Regions from separate parts of the Mus musculus genome. Here region 2 is linked to region 1. A link is a loop called in an ENCODE intact Hi-C map of the cell type or tissue named here. Cell type or tissue: left cerebral cortex. All regions are shown on one strand. Links, peaks and the distances in the headings refer to the core of each region. The heading gives the core; the rest is flanking DNA. Region 1 holds the start of Mrpl54 (mitochondrial ribosomal protein L54). Region 2 overlaps Dapk3 (death-associated protein kinase 3).

What was found. Peaks named below come from ENCODE experiments on the same cell type or tissue, not always from the same donor. Only the 100,000 strongest peaks of a DNase experiment are listed, where the experiment ranks them.
Region 2: it touches region 1 in a loop (2.4-fold over the local background); 4 of 42 quality-filtered maps call a loop at or near these places.

The regions. Positions count from the first base shown.
Region 1 is chr10:81,266,512-81,269,414 of GRCm38, reverse strand. Mrpl54 (mitochondrial ribosomal protein L54) reads left to right here and starts at 2,489. Exons shown (of 3, transcript NM_025317.2): 1 at 2,489-2,642. The coding sequence starts at 2,525. It overlaps Apba3 (amyloid beta (A4) precursor protein-binding, family A, member 3), which reads right to left and starts at 1,243. Exons shown (of 11, transcript NM_018758.2): 1 at 1,096-1,243; 2 at 1-636. The coding sequence starts at 520. In left cerebral cortex, for the core only: a CTCF peak has its summit at 1,310; DNase peaks (open chromatin) are centred at 1,233 and 2,514; H3K4me3 peaks cover 1,832 bases; H3K27ac peaks cover 1,200 bases.
Region 2 is chr10:81,189,005-81,191,907 of GRCm38, reverse strand. Dapk3 (death-associated protein kinase 3) reads right to left here. Exons shown (of 9, transcript NM_001190474.1): 3 at 1,609-1,969; 4 at 1,397-1,526; 5 at 1,262-1,310; 6 at 840-866; 7 at 1-149. Among named protein-coding and RNA genes, the nearest start is that of Atcayos, 4.2 kb to the left of the region's middle. In left cerebral cortex, for the core only: CTCF peaks have their summits at 868 (motif pointing right) and 1,612 (motif pointing left); a DNase peak (open chromatin) is centred at 373; H3K27ac peaks cover 319 bases.

The DNA of each region.
Region 1 (2,903 bases), core at 200-2,699:
CCAGCCAGGGCTCCGGGGAACTGCTGGAGCTCCTGCTGTCTGCTGGCTCTGCTGATGCCCCTTCCATCCATCCCGGGTCCCCATCAGGGTCCTCTGGCGGCTGCAGAAGGCGGGGTGCAGTCTGTGCAGGATCTTGGGGGACAGATTGGGCAGGCGAAGAGGCCTCATCCCTCAGCAGACCCAGAAGGTCGTCCCCGCCTGCCTCGGCCGACAAGAGCCCACCAGCATCTGGGTTCTCCTGGGTGGCAAGTCCTTGGCCGGTAGCAATGTGCAGGGGACAGGGGGCTCCATCTGGGAATGGGCCACCCAGGTCGCTGGGTAGAGCTTCTAGCTGCTGAACCAGCTCCTGCACACTGGATGTGTCCAGCTCCATCTCACTCAGGGTGACAGGGCCTCCAGGCCCTAAGGCCGACTGGGTGTTAGAGGGGTGGTTCTCAGAGGGCACCTCGGGGCCTTTGGGCTCCTCCAAGTCCATGGTTGGGGGCCCTGGGGGATGCTGGGGTCCTGGCAGGAACTCCATGTCTGAGACCCAGGTTCAGGCCGGCATTGTCACCAAGCTGGAAGATGAGGGCTCTGAGTGTGGATCTCGTAGGCAAGCCATGGTCCTACAGGTGACAGATTCCATCCCCATGGGGCCTGCCCAGGAGGAAAGGACCCCATTTTACACAGAAGCCAGCAAAGAACTCAGGTGCCTGCCCCAGATCTCAGGCTCCAGACCTCAGAACTCAAGCAACAGACACTAGAACTGAGGCTGCGGCTATGGAACTCAGGCATTGCCCCTGGGAACTCAAGCACTGCCCCCGGGAACTCAGGCTTCTGTCTCTAGAACTCAGGCTCTGGTCTCAAAAACCCAGGCTCCGGACCCTAGAACTCAGGCTCCAGCCCCAAAACTCAGGCTTTAGGTCGTGGAACTCAGGCTGTTGCCCCAGAATTCAGGCACTGGTCCTGAGAACTCAGCCTCTAGCCCCTAGAACTCAGGCTCTGACCCTTGAAACTCAGGCTCCGTCCCCAGAACTCAGATTTCAGTCTCAGAACTCAGACACTGCCCTTGGGTCACCCACGGGAGCCTGTCCAGTCCCGCACGGCCCGCAGTACCTGTGTCTCCGGCCCGGGCAGGATTGTCCGGACGGTCCGCCCGTCCTTCCAGAAGAGTCAGCAGCTCTCTGGGATCCCAGCTTTGGAACCGGATCATCGGTCACTGCACCATCCAGGACTATTGCGCATACACACTCTCAAACGGCCTGCTGGGAAATGTAGTCCTCGAGTCCGCTCTCTCTCCTTCCGGGGACTCGCCAGTGTTGCAGTATAGATAGTAGAGCTCAGGTTCGAATCCCGAGACTACAAGAACGGAGGCGAGGCTCAAACTGGCTTTTCTTTTCTAAAATCGGGTTCTGCATCACTTCAGAGTGTAACGGCTGAGGTAGGACATGGGCAGAAACCAGGGATGGTAAAGAGAGCCATGACTTGAAAATTTGGAGTGCAAAGGAAAAGTGGGAATGGAAGTTATTGAGGACGGACTTCCACTTTGTATCCCAGTAAGGATCTATAACGGTACAATCTAGACTTGAGTTGACACTGGAATTTGCATCACGGTCCTACATATAGATTAGGGACAATGATAATTCCTAAACTTAACTGTGTGATCTAAAAAGAGTTCACCTGGTTAGGTTTGTTAGCAATGAGTCTAGAAGATTCTAGTACTAGTCTATTTATTCTTGAGAGTCTCATGTAGCCTAGGCTGGCTTCAAACTCCTGATCCTCCTGCCTCAGCTTCCTGTGTGCATCCAGCCTCCATTTCTGCTACGAAGCCCCAATCACCAAACCCCACTTTTTTCTATTAGTGAATAGAACACATACGTATCACTATGTAGAGTAGGCTGGCCAGGAACTCACAGGCATCTACCTACCTCTGCCTCCCAAGTGTGGGGATTAAGCTGGGGTTCATCACTCCCATCATTCTCAGCTACCCATATGTTTAAGCCAAGATCTCATATAGCCAAGGCTGACCTCAAACTTGCTGTGTAGGACAGATCGACCCAAACTCCTGATTCTCTTGCCTCCACCTCCACATCACAACTGACTGTCCTAACTTTTAAGCTTTCAAAAATTCCACAAGGGATATAAGCATGATTTTGCTGTGACATTTAAAGTAAATAAAGATCTAAATACTTGTTGTTGTTGTCGTCATCATCGTCTGAGGCAGGGTTTCTTTGTGTAGCCTTGGTTGTCCTGGAACTCAAGCAGTAGCCAAGGTTAACCTTGAATTCAGAGATCCTCCTACCTGTATCTCCAGAGTACTGGGATTAAAGGTGTGCCATCACCATTTGAACTGGGGGCAAGAATTTAATGAAATATTCTTTGAACGGTCGATAGCTACAGAAGTTAAAATTAGTCGTTAGTCGGGCAAATTTTTTTTTAAAGACTACATTTCCCAGAAGGCCGCGGCGCCTCCAACACCTCCAAAGCCGATCTGGAGGGCTGACGTAACACGGAAGTCTGCACGTGCGAGCGGCCGGCCAGCGTCATGGCGGCCGCCCATCTCCTCCGGGCTTCCCGGGTGTGGGCCCGCTGGCATCCCCGGGCGCTCCCGGTCCTCAGAAGACCTGGAGGATTCTCTATCCGGGAATATGCTAAAAAGCCAGGTGAGTTGGCTCCGAAGGAACCAAAGTGGGTACGGCCGGAGCGCTGCTGGGGAGGTGGGGTTCTGAGGATTGACTGCGCAGGCGCAGCGTTACGGAGGCCAAACGGTGCGTGCTAGCGTAGTGAGGCCTGCGGGTGCGCCGCTAGCCTCTACGCTCAGTGCGCAGGCGCGGCCCTTGTGGGACAGGGCGGGACCAGGCTGGGTGTCACGCTTCAACTTTGAGTAAATCACCAAACATAACCAACATCAACTAAGTTATTGT
Region 2 (2,903 bases), core at 86-2,585, 77 kb after region 1:
GGTCTTTGACCAGCAGCCTGCGGATGAAGTCCTTGGCCAGCTCGCTGGTGCTGCTGAAGTATTCCTCATCAAAGTCATAGTTCACTGCTGAGATGTTCGTCAGCGTCTCCTGCTTGGTCTCGCCCAGGAATGGGGACGCTCCGCTCAGGCTGCAGAGAGACAGGGCGCATGGCAAGCCAGAGAGGGAGTCACTGAAGGGGGCTGACACCCCATACCCTCCCACTGGTTTTCTGGGAATAGGGACCTCAAGTGAGAGTCTGCCTGCTTTAGACGGGCCTGTAGGGTACTGACGACTGATGTGAGTGGGCTGTGGCCACTGTGAGCGATGCCAGCGGAGAGAACAAGCCCGCCCATAAAAACCGGCAGGCTGAGCAGGCCAGGAAGCAGTGTCCCGCCACAGTTCCTGCCTCTGCTCTCGCTTCTGCCCTGACTTCCTCCAATGTGACTGTGGTAGGAATGACCAAATCCTTTCCTCCCCAAGGTGGGTTTGGTCTTATCACAATAGAAGGCATACTGGGATATCTCCCCATATTCCTGACTCTTTAGGACACTGGCTCCCTTGAGAAGGGAAATATCTCCAGGGAAGGGAGTGGGCAAACCCTAGAACAGGGTCAACAATCCTTATTGAGGAGCTGAGATTAAGCCATGGCCTAGAATCCCTCAGTGAGGGTGTGGTCGGGGGTGGGGTCTAGAACCCACAGTGGGGGCGCTAGGGGTGTGGCCAGAGGTAGAGCCAGTGTTCCTTCCCTAGCTATCTCCCAGTGCATTAGTAGCGGTCCCAGCCCTGATCCTGGCCTCTAGCAGGTACAGTCTTAGTTAGGCCCCTCTCAGGCACTCACAGGATGTAGGTGATGACGCCAATGCTCCTGTAGGGGGCAGAAAAGACCGGTCAGAATGGCCGTGGCAGCTCCACACCCAGGGTATAGGGCCCCACTCTACAGAGTGTGGTCAGTGTCAGTGACAGGGTCTCCTGAGCATCTGGGCTAAAGCCAGGACAGTAGAACCTCAGGACCCTCTGTCTGGCGGCAGCGAGCTCCTGGGTCCCGTGTGACTGAGCAGAGCCTATGCAGGCTATGATAGGTTGGGGTCTGAGCAGGGGGCCTCAGCCCTTCCATGCTGCTGTCTAGTGCCCACACCCTCACCAGCTGTCTAAGGCCTTCAGGTTGGGTGCAGTTAGGAGAGAATAAAGGAGCACGGGGAGAATAGGGGAGCACGGGGAGTATGGAGAGAACGGGCCAGGGCCACCGCTGAGCCCACTCACCACATGTCAGCCTCCAAGCCAAGTGGCTCATAGTTCACGATCTCGGGGGCTGTGGGAGACAGGATTGTTGGGGCAGGTGAGGCTGTGGCTGTGCAGGACCTACCCTCCTGGGCAGTGCCCACACCTGCCCCTCACCGACAAACTCGGGTGTGCCAAAGATGTTCTTGAACTCGCTGCCAGCCTCGATCCTGTGCGCGATGCCAAAGTCGATGAGCTTAATGCGGGGGCTGGCTGCGTGCTTGTCCAGCAACATGATGTTCTCGGGCTGCGGGACAGCATTGGGTGTTGACTCGTGGTTACCCCTGCCCCGCCCTCCCCGCGCGCCCACGCACACAAACGTGCGCCACCTTCAGGTCAAAGTGTGCGATGCGCTTGGAGTGCAGGTAGTGGACACCGTCTAGGATTTGTTTGAGGAACTGCGTGGCCTCATCCTCCGTCAATGACTCCTTCTCGGCCAGGAAGTCGAAAAGCTCGCCACCGGACACCAGCTCCAGGATCAGCACCACATCTGTCTTGTTCTCGAACACGTCATGCAGTGTTATGATGTTGGGGTGGCGGATCTCGCGCAGGATGCTCACCTCGCGTTCGATCTCCTCCCGGCTCACACCGCGCCGGCTGGATGGCAGGCGCCGCTTCTTGATGAACTTGGCTGCATACTCCATGCCCGTGCCCTTCTGCTGGCACTTGCGCACGATGGCAAATTGGCCACTGCAGGGGAGGAGACAGCTAAGCACCGCAGACCCGGAGGAAGCCAGGACTCTGTACCCAGCCTCTATGCGTTTGTACCACAGGTTTCCCAAAACAGCAGATCCGCTCAAAGAGCCAAATGATTGACACTTTGGGGATGGCTTGGGGGAAGAGAGGGCTGATGGGGACCCAAGGAAAGTCAGGTATGGTTAACTCCAGTGCTGGGGGAGAGAAGGAAGTCCCTGACCAAGGAGTCCAGCAGCCTTGGCAAGCTCCAGGTTCAGTGAGACACCCTGTCTGCAAAAAAAAACAAGGTGAGCCGGGCGTGGTGGCGCACGCCTTTAATCCCAGCACTCGGGAGGCAGAGGCAGTCGGATTTCTGAGTTCGAGGCCAGCCTGGTCTACAGAACGAGTGCCAGGACAGCCAGGGCTACACAGAGAAACCCTGTCTCAAAAAACCAAAAAAAAAAAAAAAAAAAAAAAAAACAAGGTGACATAAAAATGGTATCCCTTGGGCTGGAGAGATGGCTTAGTGGGTAAAGCACTGACTGCTCTTCCAAAGGTCCTGAGTTCAAATCCCAGCAACCACATGATGGCTCACAACTGTCTGTAACAGCTACAGTGTACTCATATACATAAAATAAATAAATCTAAAAAAAAAAGAAGGTATCGCTCAGTCAGGTGTGGTGACCACGTCTTTAATACAGGAGCAGAGGCAGGAACATCTCAATTCAAGCCCAGGGCCATGTAGTCTAAAATGAAACCTACCCTATAGAGCAAAGCTCCTGAAAACAGCAAACATCTCAGCAGTTTCAGGAAGTCCCTGAAGCTGACCAGATGCACTGCCCCTCCCAATATAAAACATACACCCCCCCAGAAAGGAAAAAAAAAACACATAAGCAGTAAGGACTCTGATTGACTCAGAGCAGCCAGGCTGCCTGGGAGAGGATCAGGG